Linked DNA regions of Homo sapiens: region 2 is linked to region 1. A link is an interaction called in ENCODE POLR2A ChIA-PET data of the cell type or tissue named here. Cell type or tissue: MCF 10A. All regions are shown on one strand. Each heading gives the region's core, and the rest is flanking DNA. Links, peaks and the distances in the headings are about the cores only. Region 1 has its middle 27 kb from the start of SH2D6. Region 2 has its middle 34 kb from the start of PARTICL.

Region 1 (4,389 bases), core at 186-4,185:
AGGCGTGAGCCACCACGCCCAGCTAAACTTTATTCTTTAGATCTCCTCTCAGTGAAAGGACAGGAGAGTAGAAGGAGGACTTGGAGTGCTCAGCAGGCTGGGCCTCCTCATCGCTCTTTCCAGCGAGCCCTTGCCTACACTGCAGGCCTCCCTGCCAGGCCTAAGTCTGGGAGAGGTGGGTGCAGTTGGCACAGCCTGTGCCTGCCCTCCAGCGCAGGACACCATGTTCTTGCCTGCCCATGAGTCCAGCTGCCTGAGCTCACCAGCAGCAGTAGTTGCATATGCTGCAAGAGCCGCTGGGAGGGTTGGCCGGGAGTCATGAAGGTGGGTGCGTGGTCCCCCAGAGACGGTCAGACTGGGTTGAGGACAAAGGGCAGGCCCCAGATACAATGGGCAGACTGGAAAGGCCTTGTTCAATCCTGGCATCAGCGAGGAGTCCAGTGATGGCCACGGCCACTGGTCCTTGGCCAGAACTGGAGGAGCCGGTCCTGTAGCCAGCCTCAATCCCCAGGCAACAGACCCAATCCTACCGATGCCAGCCTGAGCTCAGCAGGACAGTTGAGTATTGTCTAAGCAAACAGCTATGGTAAAGGGAGGCACAGCTCCAGTGCTCCAGGTACCCTCCCTGCTCCTCAGCCTGTCTCCAGTCCCTCCCAGACAGCTGTGGCTCTGGCATGCAACTACCCTAAATCCACAAGTCCTGGTCTCCCAGCCTCCTACATCTACCACTGCCCATGGGAAACACTGTTCTCTGCTCCCTGTCCCAGCTGGTGTCCTGTGACAGTCGAGCATGTGGCAGGAAGCCTGCCTCCTGCTCAGTGCGTGTGTATGGGGCAGGACTAAAGTAGCAGGAGGATATGGGAAGACCCTGTGGTGTGACTCCTGGTGCTGCCACTTCAGCTCCCTGGGCCTCAGTTTCTCCACCTAGGGCCTCCCTACGTTGCAGCATCGTCACTAGGATCCCTCAAAACACTAATCGCAAGAGCACTTTGTAAGATGAGGCATGCATTTGATATGCGTCGAGTTATTATTTGTCACATTCTCATTACAGAGCTCTTAGTAAGTAGATGCTGAATGAATCCTGGTCCTGAGCTGATGACACCTGAGGGCTGTTGAAGAGTGACAGGCCCCAGCCTTCCTACATTGGGCCTGCATGTCCAGTAAAAGGGGAGAGCCAGAGGAGGAAAGTCCATCTTCTCACGGGATAAGAAGGTCTGGAGACTTCCCAGGGGCTGTCTGACCTCTCCCGGAAGAGGAAGTGGGCTGGTGTGGACAGACCCTGAGGGGCAGAGCCCGCAGGGAGCCCTGCCCCTCTATTCCACTGCAGAGGTCCCTGGAGGCGGGGCTGTGGTCCCCGCACTGCTCTTAGGCTGCCCATGCAGAGGTGCGGGGTTGACTCAGAGATGCTCAGAAATGACCTGGAAATGGAGGGTCTGAGGAGCTCCAGGCTGCCCCGTTCCTCCTTGCCACCCTCTCCCTGATAGCAACAGGCAAGGCCAGGAGGCTTCTGGGAACCTGCTGCCTAATTCCCACCCCATCCCCCAAGCAAGGCCTGCTTCCAGATCCTTAGGTGGCCCTCCTACGCTTTCAGAAGGAATAGAGCTGGACCCTAGGAGGCTGAGGCAGAGGGGGCATGAACAGATGCATTTTCAAGGGCATACCAGGTGCAAGAGGCTCTGGGTGCTGGGGACAGGCTGAGCTCACCCACCCCTGGCCTTGCATCAGCTGCAGGGCTGGCTGCCAGGCCCTGGGAATTAGGCAGCAGGCTCCCAGGAGCCTCCCAGCCTTGTCTGTTGTTATCAGGAAGAGGGTGGCAAGGAGGAGCAGGCCAGCCTGGAGCTCCTCAGCCCCTCCATTTCCAGGTCACCCAGCTGTCCCAGCTCCCAGCTTCCCAGGCAGTGAACATTCTGTGCAATCAAGGGCAGGCACAGCCTAGGGCCTGGGAGATCACCCAGCCTGCCCAAGGCCTCTTTGCTGGAAGCCTTCCTAAGTTTGTGGACATCTCCCAGGCTGATCTGGGAACTGTGGGGCTGGTTTCTCTCTGGCCATGACATCACTGCTTTAAAAACAATCTTCCAGCTGGGTGCAGTGCCTCATGCCTGTAATCCCAACACTTTGGGAGGCCAAGGCAAGAGGATTGCTTGAGGCCAAGAAGTTCGAGACCCACCTGAACAACATAGTGAGATTCTGTCTCTACAAAATATTTAAAAAACAACCAGACATGGTGGTGTGCCCTATAGTCTCAGCTACTCAAGAAGCTGAGGCAGGAGGATTGCTTGAGCCAGGAGTTCAAGGCTGTAGTGAGTCATGATTGCAGTACTGCACTCTGGTCTGGGCAAGAGAAACCTCGTCTCTAAAAAATTAAATATAAAAATGAGCCCCCAGCAACAGCTGCAGGTGCCGCAGATGCAAGCTGACAGTGTATGAGAGAGGCTTCCAAAGTGGCCATGGATTATTGCCATTGCATCTCAGGGCTGAAGGTGACAGGAGGTTCGCAGGTGAGACACCTGGCTCAGTTGTTCTCCCTGGGACCCAGCCCCAGTGTTTGGAATTGCCTGGTACCTTCTTTATCTCCGGATCCTCTTGGGGTGCAAAAGTGGATGTACCCTGGGAAGAAAAGTGTGTTCTGAGCATGAGGGCTGCTATCTGGGATGTCCTGAGAGCAGAGCTGAGGTCTACAGGCAAAGGAAGGGAGACCGGAGAAGGGACTGGAGCAGAAAGCAGGCGGGGGAGCAGGAACACGGGCTCATGGGAGCCTGGGGCCCTTGTCCTGGTCAGTCCTAACTTAGTGCTCTGGCCTCGGTTTCCCAATCTCTCTTCCTTGATTCCTTCCCACAGGCAGGACTTTCCCTTAGCTGAGGAGCTGCTAGAGGAAAAATGGAGTTACCCTCTCCCCTCCATTCACAGACTGCTCTCCCCTCCGTGGGCCTTAATTTCCTCATCTATAATGTGAGGAGACAGGACAAGGCAGTCTCAGAGCCCAGCAGCTCAGATGTCCTAGGAATCTATGCTATTATGACTCAGCCAGAACCTCCCTCTCTTTCAATGCTCTTTCCCCACCCAGCCCCTACCCTGGTGCCTGTTGTGCTTTTGCTCCTCATCTCCCACCTTCTGTCCCTCCAACTTCCCGGCTGCATGGAAGCTGGGCAAATCCACATTAGAATGTCTGAAACCCATGTTTGACTTTTATCCACTGTATCTCCTGGGAATCCAGAGTGCATGGTGGAGGGGCACTTCTCCCCAGAGGACACTTAGGAGGGCACACCTGGTGGAGCTAAGTAGAAGGGCTGGTGGGGGGCATCGGGGAGAGGGTGCTGGGGTGAGTAGGGTGGGAGTTGGGAGGCAGCCCAGGCTGTGAGAGAGGCATAGTCCCAGGCAGTAGGAATACTGGAGTTGGAAAGGCCCTTAGGGATCCTTGAGGCCAACCACCCTGCCCGTCTCACCCCATTTTAAAGATGAGTAAACTGAGGCCCAGCAAAATCAAGTGACTTGAAAGAATATATATACACACATATATATGCGTATATATGTGTGTGTGTGTGTGTGTGTGTATATATATATATATATATTTTTGAGATGGAGTTTCACTCTTGTTGCCCAGGCTGGAGTGCAGTGGCATGATCTCAGCTCACTGCAACCTCTGCCTCCCAGGTTCAAGCGATTCTCATGCCTCAGCCTCCCAAGTAGCTAGGATTACAGGTGCCCACCACCATGCCCAGCTAATTTTTTGTATTTTTAGTAGAGATGGGGTTTCATCATGTTGGCCAGGCTGGTCTCAAACTCCTGACCTCAGGTGACCCACCCACCTCGGCCTTCCAAAGTGTTGAGAATACCAACCACCACCACCTCGCCCAGCCAAGAAAATATAGTTTAACATCAAGAAAGGAGGAAGAACTTGACTTCCATTTAAAAGATGGCCCTTAAATGGAATAGTTTTGCACAGAAAAAGCTCATGCTGGTTGCAGTGAGCTGAGATCGCACCACTGCACTCCAGCCTAGGTGACACAGTAAGACTCTGTTTCCAAAAAAAAAAAAAAAAAAAAAAAGCTCATGCCACAGGTTGTGTTTTTCTCTCTCTCTTTTTTTTTTTTTTGTCACCAGTGATGACATGGTGATCATCATCATGGTTCATGGGTGTTCTGAGGACCAGATTTGGAAACTACTGTCCTGACGTCCTTCTGCTGCTGCCACCTCTCTTTCTCTTCAACCAGCTTTGCAAAGTAAAGAAAGGGAACACTCAGGAGAATTTAGATCAAAAGTACTTTTATTTATTTACAGAGACAGGGTCTCACTATGTTGCCCAGGCAGATCCTGAACTCCTGAGCTTGAGTGATCTGCCCACCTCAGCCTCTCAAAGTGCTGGGATTACAGGCACGAGCCACTGTGCCC
Region 2 (4,389 bases), core at 159-4,158, 59 kb before region 1:
TGTATTTTTAAAAATCATTTTATCCCTGGTGGTCTACTGGTTAGGATAAAAAAAAAAGGCTTTTCAAATGCATAAACAGTGCAGTAACAATATTCACAGATTATTTAAACAAATCACTCATAATCTAACAGCCCTCACACTACTCTTTATTTTTACCAATTGCCTTCCAGTTTTACCCATATGAACACGTAATTGACACTGTGATTATCAAGCTGTACATACAATCTTGTATTTTACGTTTTCCTTTTAACATCTGTAAACAAATACACATTTTCCCAAATGTATTCTTTGTAAATATCACGAATTAGTAAATCCAGGTAAACTCATCACTGATGGATTGCCCAGTGAGTAGGCACCAGGCTAAAGCATGTAGGATATGGAAAGGTAAGCGTCATCTCTGCCCTCAGTAAGTTTACAGTCTTATGGAGAGATCAGACATACATACATGAAACAATCCGGGACAACAAATAATTAGGTGGAGAACTGTGATGCACTCAAGTCAGGCAGGCCTGCGAGGTGGTGGTGCGTTCCCTTATCAAGGGTTTGGGGACTGAGAGAAGGCTACCTCCCTGTGAAGATGGAGGAATTGATTCAGCTCAGATGGGCAAAACCGGAAGAAGGTATGAAGGTGCTGAATAAGGGGAACACACAATTGGCAGTGGTCACTGAGGCAGCCGGCCCAACAGGCACAGAAGGCTCATGTGCCCTCCTCATTAGCCAGATGAACTGAATCAGGCCCAGAAGGGAATGGGACTGGCCCCAACCACATGGCTGCCTGGTGTCAGCCGTGGTGAGAACTCTATCGGCTCACAGTGGGACCATAGACAGGAAGAGGTGGGAATGGGGGAGAGATTTGGAGTTTCCTGAAAGCTGGACTGAAGTGCAGAGTTGACGTCCCTGGGATGCAGGAGGGGCATATGGTGAAATCAGTGCTACAGTCCCATTGGTCTACTAGGAGTGTGCATGGGTCGCTGTTGTTTTGGTTTTGAGATGAAAGGGTTCTATCCAATTAGATTGACCACAGAGTGAGGGGACTTAAGAGGCTGGAGAGCAGGAGGTGGAAGGGAAAGCAGGCGCTTCAGGCCTCACGAGGAAACACAGGTGAGGAGCTTCCCCTCTTCATTGCTCTGTCCTTGCCTAGAACAGTGCCTGGTGCAGGGGAGGTCCTGGTATTTGTGGAATGAGAGCTGAATCTAGTTTTGCAAAATTTCTGTACAAAGTTTGGCACATCTCTGTATTCCTGCTCCAGGTCTCCGTGTCACCACTGTAAGATGAAGTTATTAGTTATTTTTTCTTTTTCTTTCTTTTTCTTCTTTTTTTTGAGTCAGAATCTTGCTCTGTTGCCCAGGCTGGAATGCAGCAGAGTGATCAGGGCTCACTGCAGCCTCAACCTCCTGGGCATAAGTGATCTTCCCACCTCAGCCTCCCAAGTAACTGGAAATAGAGACGTGTGCCATCACGCCTGGCTGAGTTATTTTTCGAGTGTCACTGAGGGACAGGTCAGACCAGGAGACTGCATGAGTCTCAGGAGCTAATAGTCCTGAGCTTTGCTGAGGTCTGTAAGGATTGGCACGTGGAGCCAATGACATGAGATCCCAATTAGTCATCCTGGCAGCTGCTTCCTGCCTCCCTTCCCCTGTTGCCTGCTGCTTGGACCTCTTTGGCGTGGTAAGTGGATACTGCCTGGACTCATCAATTATTACTGCTGGAGGGCAGCTTACGCAGCAGCTCCTGTGCCCTCCTCATTACCCAGATGAATTGAGTCAGGCCCAGAAGGGAGTGGAACTGGGCCAAATGACATGACTGCCTGGAGTTAGCCATGGCAAGAACCTCATCAGCTCACAGTCCAGCCCCACTCATTCATGCATATAACAGATATCACTGAGCACATGCTATGTGTCAGGCACTGTTGCAGTGCTGGTGATGCAGCAGCAGGCAAACAGATGAAAACACTGAGGTGGGGAGACCAAACATTAACGAGATAAGATAGACGGTGAGAGGCACCAAGGAAAAAGCAGATGGTGGGGGGTGGGGAGGGGTGGGGGCTTGCAATTGTAGAGACAGCAGCTAAGGAAGGCCTCAATGAGTAAGTAACATTAGGGCTGGGCACCGTGGCATATGCCTGTAATCCCAGCTTTTGGTAGGCTAAGGCTGGAGGATCACTTGAGGTCAGGAATTCAAAGCCACAGTGAGCCATGATCACACCACTGCAGCCTCGCTTGGGTGACAAAGCAAGACCACGATTCAAAAAAATAAAAATAAAAAATAAAAAGAAAAAAGACATTAGAACAAAAAGCTAAGCAGGAATCCGGAAGGGAGCACCAGGTTATCTGGATGGCATGTGATGCAAAGGCCCTGGGGCAGGAGTGGGCCTGGCATGTTCCAGGAAAAATGAGGAGTGACGTGAGGAGAGAACAGGAGGAAATGAGCCAGAGGGACCTCGGGGCAGCTGGTGCGGGGTCCTCGATTTCATAGCAAGGCCTTTGGCATTTATCCTTTCCAGTTGCTAATTCATGACTCTGCCTTCTCCTGCTTACTCGCAAGGGCACTGTGACCTCTGTGGGCAGAGAGGAGAATGGAACAGCCAACAGGACTCCCAAGAGCACACAGCGGCAGTGTGGGCAGCTCCCTGGACACCTGTGCTGGGCCTGCCCCGCACCCTTGCCCCAGAAGTCCCGCAGACCCAGAGGACATAGTGGCCTCTCATCTCAGGATTATGAGAAAGAGCACGATGCAAAGCCACAACAAACCAGTTGAGTGCTTAGCATCTGCAAAATATCAGAAGGGAGCAAGTTTAACAGCTGAGGCCAATGAAGAGCGCTGAGTCAGAGGCCAGTAGCGCCCATGCCTTGGCTGAGTGAAGGGTAGAACCAGATATATTTACGTAGAAGTGGCTGGCAAAAAGTGAAGCCCCGATGGTGATCTGTGTTATTAGCTTGGGCTTCTAATTTCTAATGTCTCGTACTTCCTGCCAGTGCTCCGTACCCACGTGTGTGAAAACCTCTGTGCAGAACGGCTTGCCAGGGACCAGTGTGGATGCCAGGCCCTGGGTGGCCAGCTGAGGCAATTGGTTGACTAGCACAGTAGTTTCAGAGCAAGCTCCTGCCTACCAGAGTTCTCACGCGCCCCTCTAGAAGAAGGTGTTCCACGCCCTGAGGCAGAATCTGTGGCGTTAAAAGGCGCCCCTGGTTCAGACACTGCTCAGGGGCAGCAGAGAACAGGGCAGGACACGCGATTCACCACTACTAGGGCGGGGTCGGTGAAGACTCACCTTCAGAGAAGCCTCAGCTCAGGTGGCCAGATCCATTTCTCTGGGCATCTCAGCCTCTCCCTGTGACCAGGCCCCTCTGCTCCGTGGGTGCTACGAAGGGCGTGGACAGAGCCAGAAGCAAGGGCCAAAGTCTTCTCTGAGTTGTCAAGATGGACTTGGACTCTGGCTCTGGCTCTGGCTGTGGTCCTCATCTGTGTGCTCCCTGTTAGTCCCCCAAGGGGGTGCAGTGTAGCAGTCAATGTCAACTCAATTCCACAATCATTTATTATATTTCAGCTGCCAGGTAGTTTATCTGTAGCAGGAAATTGATAAGGCATGAACCCTTCCTTCAGAGATATTGAATCTATTATGTGTGTGTTTAGGGGTGGGTGTATTAGTGTGAGTGTGAGTGTGTGTGTGTGCATTAACTCACACATGCTGTGGAGGCAGCCTGGGATATTAGCAGGAAGAGTCCTGAGCTAGAGTGAGAAGGCCTTGTCCCAAGTCCTGACTACTTAGCCTACTCCCTGTGGGCCTTTGGGTCAGACACGTGTCCTCTCAAAGTGTTGGCTTCTGCTACTGCTCAATGGGGATAGTGAAGCTTCCCTGGCTGCATCAGGGGGTTTGTTGGGAGGATCAGTTGGGGCAATAAGTGGTAAAGTATTTAATGCGCACAGGAAGTTGTATGCTCATGAACGTTGGCAGCATGTATGTGAGTGCAAAAACAGATAATTATCAGCATGAGCCAAAAAAAAAAAAAAAAAAATCAGGCTAAAATCAAAGAAGGGACACCAATGGGATCAAGAAGAGAAGGTCCAGAAAAGAATGCAGATGTTACTCCAAATGCATCTCTGTGTGTTCATATTGGCTGATGTAGGGGTGTGCACTGCCTGGACTACTGAAGTCCCAGCCCTCCAGAGTCCTCCTAGATCTCTGGTAATGCAAGAAGAATGTCCCTCCCTACTCTGGGGAGGCTGCTTCCTCCCCAGGTCAAAGCCATTGTTATTATCGGCTACAGATATTAGTGAGCACACTGGGCTACAAGGGGGACTAACATTTATGAAGTACCCAGTACTATGTGCACAACACGGTGCAAACCTTTCTTTTTGGGCAGCCAGGATGGAGTGCAGTGGTGCAAT

What was found. ChIA-PET counts read pairs that join two places held together with the same protein. Peaks named below come from ENCODE experiments on the same cell type or tissue, not always from the same donor. Only the 100,000 strongest peaks of a DNase experiment are listed, where the experiment ranks them.
Region 2: POLR2A ChIA-PET joins it to region 1 with 5 read pairs; 19 of 35 experiments call an interaction of 5 or more read pairs at or near these places.

The regions. Positions count from the first base shown.
Region 1 is chr2:85,443,430-85,447,818 of GRCh38, reverse strand. No RefSeq gene overlaps it. Among named protein-coding and RNA genes, the nearest start is that of SH2D6, 27 kb to the right of the region's middle. RefSeq lists enhancers at 377-1,027, 1,028-1,677. In MCF 10A, for the core only: no CTCF peak of the experiment used is centred there; a DNase peak (open chromatin) is centred at 1,748.
Region 2 is chr2:85,502,357-85,506,745 of GRCh38, reverse strand. No RefSeq gene overlaps it. Among named protein-coding and RNA genes, the nearest start is that of PARTICL, 34 kb to the left of the region's middle. In MCF 10A, for the core only: no CTCF peak of the experiment used is centred there; DNase peaks (open chromatin) are centred at 1,685, 2,385 and 2,805.